2 separate regions of the Homo sapiens genome follow, and region 2 is linked to region 1. A link is a contact called in ENCODE Hi-C or POLR2A ChIA-PET data. All regions are on one chromosome and are shown on one strand. Each heading gives the region's core, a stretch centred on a gene start or an enhancer-like site at or near the end of the contact. The rest is flanking DNA. Distances are from core to core; before and after follow the strand shown. Region 1 holds the start of GPR155-DT (GPR155 divergent transcript). Region 2 overlaps SP3 (Sp3 transcription factor).

Region 1 (2,947 bases), core at 316-2,815:
TAACCCAAGGAACCTCCTACAGGTTGACCGTAACTTACCTCTGCAGGCCTATCTTCCAGTATTCCCCTGATAGTCAATGCTCAATAAGTATTTATTTAATTGAATTAATCTTCATACTTCCTAAACAAAAATCCTTTTAGCCTTGAGATAATTTAGATCTTCAATTTTTTTTTTAAGTAGTCAGGTTCAAGGGAAACAAAGAAGGCAGTTAAAAGTGAGGAAGACAGAGAACAAAGGAGAAGCAAAGAGAACTGGAGCAGGATCCATGCCTTTTATAGCTTTAATTTCTGCTCATTTTTCCTGCTAAGTTTCAGATCCTTTAACCTACCCTTAGCTTACTGTAATTTTTCTTAATAAGCCACACAATTTTGTATCTTTGCACTAAGATGGCCGAGATGATAGGAAGACACGGAAATTGCCATACAGAAATGTTTAAGATGCAAAGCAAGATAAAAGGTTGTAAACAAATGCTTGTAGATATCTTAAGTGGAAACATATATAAATATTTTAAAATTTGAAATAATTTTTATTTCAAAAGGCTAACTCAATTGCAGGATTTCTTCAGGTTTCAAAGTGGAGCACCATATTTGGGATACTATATATAGGTTTGTTGTCTGATGCCCATGGCAAGTTAATACACTGGGACACCAGGTTGCAGAAGAGAAAGAGGTTTAATCATAGGGCCACCAAACACAGATAGGAGGAAACCTCAAATTCGTCTCCAGGAGGACTTTGAGTCTCAGGTTCTTAAGGGTTTTAGAGTGGTCCCAAGTGTGGAGATCATTAATTGGCTGAAGAGTACAGGGCGAAGTCATGGGACAGCGAGATGAAGAAGCTGTATTCTCATGCTGATTCCCTTCTTCTGTGGCAGGGGTCTTCAAGCTGGCTGGCATCAGCTGTTTCGCTGGAATTTGGCGTCTGAAAAACATTTTAAGCAATTCTTAAAAAGCCTTACGACTCTTAACATCAGAAAGCCTATCTATAGGGACAACGGGATACAAATGTACTATCTAGCTCTACCCGACTTTCGGGTTACAAGGAAGTGGGTCAAAGTGTAGCCTGATTAATGCTTAATTATATTTTTGTCCAGAATTCTTATAAACCCTGTGAGGATAGTTTCAATACCTTTATTTCAAGAAGCTTTGGAAGTTTTCCATCAATGTAACCAGTTTCAGTATACTGAGTGGACATGCATGTAGTTCCCCACCCCCACCCCACCCCCGTACCGCAATAGAATAGAAGCAGTCATGGACGGGGCCCAGATTCTAAAACAAGCTCAGGGCTAAGGGTTTACATTTTAATCTCTTATGTAGGAACGTCAAGGTCACACTGCCTTGGTGAAGGTGGAAGGCAGGATTTTGACCCAGGTCTGATTCTAAGCCCTTGCTTTAAAACTCTATGCTATAAAAAGTCCTGGGCTAACCGGGAGCGAAACTGGCAGATCACACGAGGTTGAGGTTAAGCGGAAAGACAAGTCTGCTCTGCGTCTGTACTTGGGAAGAGGAAAAAAAACTGGACATCCCCCACGGCGGCTACCATTTTGTGGGAGCAGGGAAGCCGGAAGTCCCGCCCCGGAGGATCGCGGCTGGGAGGCTCCCAGCCGGCAGGGCGGGGCCGGGTACCCTGGGGCTCCGAGGCTGGAGGAGGGGGCGGGGACTGAAGGCGGGGTTGGGGAACGTGTGGCTCGGAGGCCCGAGGCTGTGGGTGGGGCCTGAGGGCGGGACGGAGACTCTGGGCTCAAGGCTCCTGGAAATGGGCGGGGCTCGAGGGCGGGAAGCGGCCCGTCTTGCTGGAAGTTCGGGGCTGGGGGCGGGGTCTGAAGGCGGGGCTGGGAGGGAGCGGGGCCTGAAGGCGGGGCGGGGGCGGGGCCTCGCGGCCGGCGAGGGGCTGAGCTGACAGGGCCGCATCGGCTTACCCCACCTTACTTTATCGGAACGTGCCTAAGCTGCTGCAGCTGGCACCCGGTTGCGCTCGGCGAAGAGGGCTGGGGGCGGGAGATGACGGTGGTCTTCTCCCTGCTTGGCACCCTGCGAGCACCAGCTCCCTTCTCCTCGCCACTCCAAGGTTGCAGACGAAGCAGGTGAGAGGGGCCCCTGGAGCGCGGACCTGCTGGGTCCTGGTTCTCCCTTGCGGGCACGGGGTACCCCTGCCTCTGCCCCTCAGGCCTGGGCACGTGGGCAGCCGCCGACCCTCTGCGCCCTGGCCCCGCGGCCCGTTGTCTGGACCTGCTGTCTCTGCCCCGCAGCGCCTGCCTGTGGAACGTGTGAGATCACCCGGGAAGGCTCGCGCGGGGGAGGGGGTGTCTCGTCCCCTCCGGAGACAGAACTGCCATCCCTAGTTTGGGAAGCTCCTCACTGCACGGGCGTCCACCCTGTCTTTCTTAGACTCTTCCCTTTATCCCGAGGGTACCCTCAGTATCTGGCCCTTCCGAAGGCTTCTGCCCAGGCACCTGGAGCACTGCGCCAAATTTTCTCCCTTACCCGTTTTTGGGGTATGTTAGTTACCATGACGTTGTGACTCCCGTGCCCTGGGAAGACTAGCGACCACCTTTTTCTTACGCCAGGCAAAGACCCCTGGCTGCCTTTCCACTTCCACAGCTGCCTTCCCAGGGGTTGGCTGGCAGCTGCTCTCCGAGCAGCCTATTCGGTTAGGAACTCTCTGCGCCCCTTATCTTGGAGGGCCACAGTCTGTCCCTGCAGACGAGGCAAGGAGGCAGTGCTCAGCGCTCCCTACCCTGGGTCTCTAGGGAGGACATTTGGCGCCCTGCAAGTAGGTAGGAGTGGGTGAATGGTGCGACTATTAATGTTGAAGAGTGCTCTAATAGTACCACACTGTATTACACTTATCCCACGGGATAAAGGATGTTGGATGTTTGAGAAATAGCCTGAGAGTTTAAAGCTTTCTCTATGAAGTTAGTCAACCCTCGCCTTCCCCCCGCATTTTCACT
Region 2 (3,349 bases), core at 155-2,654, 550 kb after region 1:
AAGTATCCAAAATTGAGGGAAAGCCTTAGGAATGAGTCCTAGGGCATTCCCAACATATAGAGGGTGAGAAGTAGAGGAAGAGCTAGCAAAGGAAACAGAAGGAGCTTCCATGAAAGCCAAGTATATTCTGGAAGCCAAGTGTGTAAATTACTTAAGAAAGGAGGAGGGAATGCTTATCCCTTTCTTTTCTTTTTTTTAGGCAGGGTCTCAACTATCACCCAGGCTGGAGTGCAGTGGCATGATCACTGGCCTGGACCTTCCGGGCTCAGGTGACCTTACCACCACAGCTTCCCAAGTAGCTGGGACTGCACATGTGTGCTGCCATGTCTGGCTAATTTTTTGTAATTTTTAGAAGAGATGGGGTTTTGCCACGTTGACCAGGCTGGTCTCGAACTCCTGGTCTCACGTTATCCACCTGCCTTAGCCTCCCAAAGTGCTGGGATTACAGGCATGAGCCACCATGCCTAGCATTATCTATTCATATATTGTGGAGGGTACATAAGATGAGAGAGAACGGGATATTGGATTTAGTAAGATAATGATTGTTGGTGACTTTTAACAAGTGGTTTCATTAAGAGTGCTGGGGAGGAAAGCATGAGTAGAATGATTTAAAAGGTGAAGAGGATTTAGTGAGAGTAATTACAGACTTTTTTTTTTTTTTTTTTTTTACTCGTGTTGTGAGCAACATTGAAATAGGTGGTAGCTGGAGGTGGACCTGGTTGAGGAGGTTGGTTTTCTAAGAATCTCGCCACAAATTAATGATAGAGGAGAGAAAGTATGAAAGAGGATGAGAGAGGGATGTTTTAAGAAAACAAGCAAGGTGAAACACAGGACACAGGTTTAAGGGTTGGACACAGGAGTAGGGGTCATTATAACAGGGAAAGGGCATTGGATAGACATTCAGAGATACAGATATGTTGATTGGAAGATAAGATAATTCTTGTCAGATTATTCCTTATTTCCTTTTGTGATAAGAAACAAGCTAAGATGGGTGAGAGGGCCAGGTGTTAGGAAGTTTGAGAAGGAAGAAGGTATGAAGTGGTCATCTGAGAATTGGAAAGTGAAATGTGAGATGTAGAATTGCAGCAGTACTGGGTGCCTGCTTGAATAATTAGCACAGTTGTGTTTTTTCTCCAGCTACCTTTAGCTGCTGGGCACACATGCAAACTTCAATCTTCTGTTTCCTGGTGGAAAGTTCCAAGTCCTTTTTGTTCTGTTTCTGCCATATTTTTGTTATCTGTTCATCCTCTCCATTCTCAGTTTGTTAGTTTGGCTCTTACTGGTCTCCTAGACCAGGGGTCTTGCACCCCCGGGTGCCAAGGCCACAGTGCAAAAAGTAAGCAGTGGGCGATAAGCATGACTGGCTGAGCTCCGCCTCCTGTCACATCAACAGCAGCATTAGATTCTCATAGGAGCCCGAACCCTATTGTGAATTGCACATGCGAGGGATCTAGGTTGCAAGCTCCTTATGAAAAATCTAATACCTAATGATCTGAGTGAGTGGAACAGTTTCACCCTGAAACCATCTCCCTTGTCAGCAGTAAAATTGTCTTCCATGAAACTGGTCCCTGGTGCCAAAAAGGTTGGGGACCGCTGTCCTAGACTACTATTAAGACATCTAATCTAGGCTGAGTGTGGTGGCATAATCCCAGCACTTTGGGAGGCTGAGGCTGGGAGAATTGCTTGAAGCCAGGAAGTTGAAACCAGTCTGGGCAACCAAGCAAGACCTTGCCTCTACCAAAAAACAAAAAAAAATTAGCTGGTCACAGTAATGTGTGCCCATAGTCCTGTCTGCTCAGAGAGGCGGAGATGGGAGGATTGATTGAACCCAGGAGGTCAAGCCTACAGTGAGTTATGATTGAGTCATTGCACTCCAGCCTGGGTGACTCTCTCTTAAAAAACAACTTCCATTTTCCATGCCCCCTCCTTTCTGGTGCATTAACAAAAATTTATTTTTAAAAAAAATTTTTACATTTTTAATCTTTTTAATTCCTCCCCCAAAATCAGTGTAACTTTTTTTTTTTTTTTTTTGAGTTGGAGTCTTGCTCTGTTGCTCAGGCTGGAGTGCAGTGGCGCAATCTTGGCTCACTACAACTTCCGCCTCTCTGGCTCAAGTGATCTTCCTGCCTCAGCCTCCTGAGTAGCTGGGACTACAGGCCCATGCCACCACACCTGGCTAATTTTTTGTATTTTTAGTAGAGACAGTGTTTCACCATGTTGGCCAGGCTGTTATCAAACTCCTGACCTCAGGTGATCTACCTGCCTCGGCCTCCCAAAGTGCTGGGATTACAGGCATGAGCCACCGTGCCTGGCCAGATGTCACAAAAATTTTTAATCTTATTTCAAAAATGCTGCAGTAGATATCCTTATACAGATGTGTCATTTCTTTTGTTAAAGTATGCATATCTGAAGCATATACATCTGAAAGCACAATCCCAAGGTTGGAGAATATGTGCATTTTAAATTTTGTAAGATACTAGAAACTGTTCCAATACATCATTTTGGTATCAGTCATTTTCCCTAAACACAGATCATGTTGCTTTCTGTAAAGTCTTTACTGGCTCTTCCATTACCTTTAAATTGAGGTCTGTTGAGTCTACAGATAACTTACAGCGCTCTTGCTGTGCATGCCAGATACTGGAATTACAAAGATGAATATGATAATTCTTGCACTAAAGGTGCTCATAATCTAACAAGTTAGACTATGATTTCTCAACCTCTGCACTGTTGATATTTTGGGCCTGATGATTCTTTGTTTTGGGGCTGTCCTCTGCATTGTAGGATGTTGAGGAGCATTCCTGACTTACCCACTAGATGCTGGTAGCACTCTGTACCCCAGGCAGTTGTGATAATAAAAAAAATGGCTTCACACATTGCCAGATGTCCCCTGGAGGACAGTTCTTCATCTCCCCCTTAAGAATCATTGGGTTAGACAGACATGCACATGATTCTAGTATAATGTGATAAATGGTATATTAACATTGAACCCCACAGCACTTTAGAAACAGGAATAGTGGAGTAACCTTCAGGTTGACATCTTTCAAGACTTAGCCCAGATACTGCCTTATCCCGCAGCCTTCCCTTCTTCTTGCCACCTTTGAATTACCGCTTGTTTAATAGCACTTGTCCTTTGTCTTGTATTATAGCTAACATGTATTTCTTGTTTTGGGATTGGGCAGTCATTGCTTACTCATCTTTTTTTTTTCTGCATTCTTTTTTTTGATGGATAAAATGAAGAGATGCCAATAATAGATACAGAATAAACGTAGATTTGTGTGGAAATGTGTAATGTAAATTTTACCTGTTTGGTTGCTTTTTTTTTTTTTTTTTTTTTTTGAGGCAAAGTTTC

The links. Hi-C counts contacts between places; a loop is a spot of excess contacts on that map. ChIA-PET counts read pairs that join two places held with the same protein, here RNA polymerase II (POLR2A). Pooled maps may share reads with other maps.
Region 2: a loop to region 1 is called in a pooled map, with 3 times the contacts of the local background. The contact joins the enhancer-like site here to the promoter of GPR155-DT in region 1. A Hi-C loop is called at or near these places in 2 of 50 pooled maps. POLR2A ChIA-PET finds 5 or more read pairs at or near these places in 2 of 52 experiments (H1 and activated CD4-positive, alpha-beta T cell).

Annotation. Positions count from the first base shown.
Region 1 is chr2:174,486,006-174,488,952 of GRCh38, reverse strand. GPR155-DT (GPR155 divergent transcript) reads right to left here and starts at 1,565. Exons shown (of 3, transcript NR_183819.1): 1 at 1,537-1,565; 2 at 39-918. GPR155 (G protein-coupled receptor 155) reads left to right here and starts at 1,924. Exons shown (of 16, transcript NM_152529.7): 1 at 1,924-2,080. RefSeq lists silencers at 1,784-1,963, 2,227-2,409 and an enhancer at 2,304-2,373.
Region 2 is chr2:173,938,447-173,941,795 of GRCh38, reverse strand. The region is part of intron 4 of SP3 (Sp3 transcription factor); the gene reads left to right. Among named protein-coding and RNA genes, the nearest start is that of SP3, 25 kb to the left of the region's middle. RefSeq lists an enhancer at 1,584-1,723. Within about 2 kb of position 1,404, at least 5 of the 41 ENCODE cell types and tissues checked have a DNase peak (open chromatin) inside an H3K27ac peak, as active enhancers do.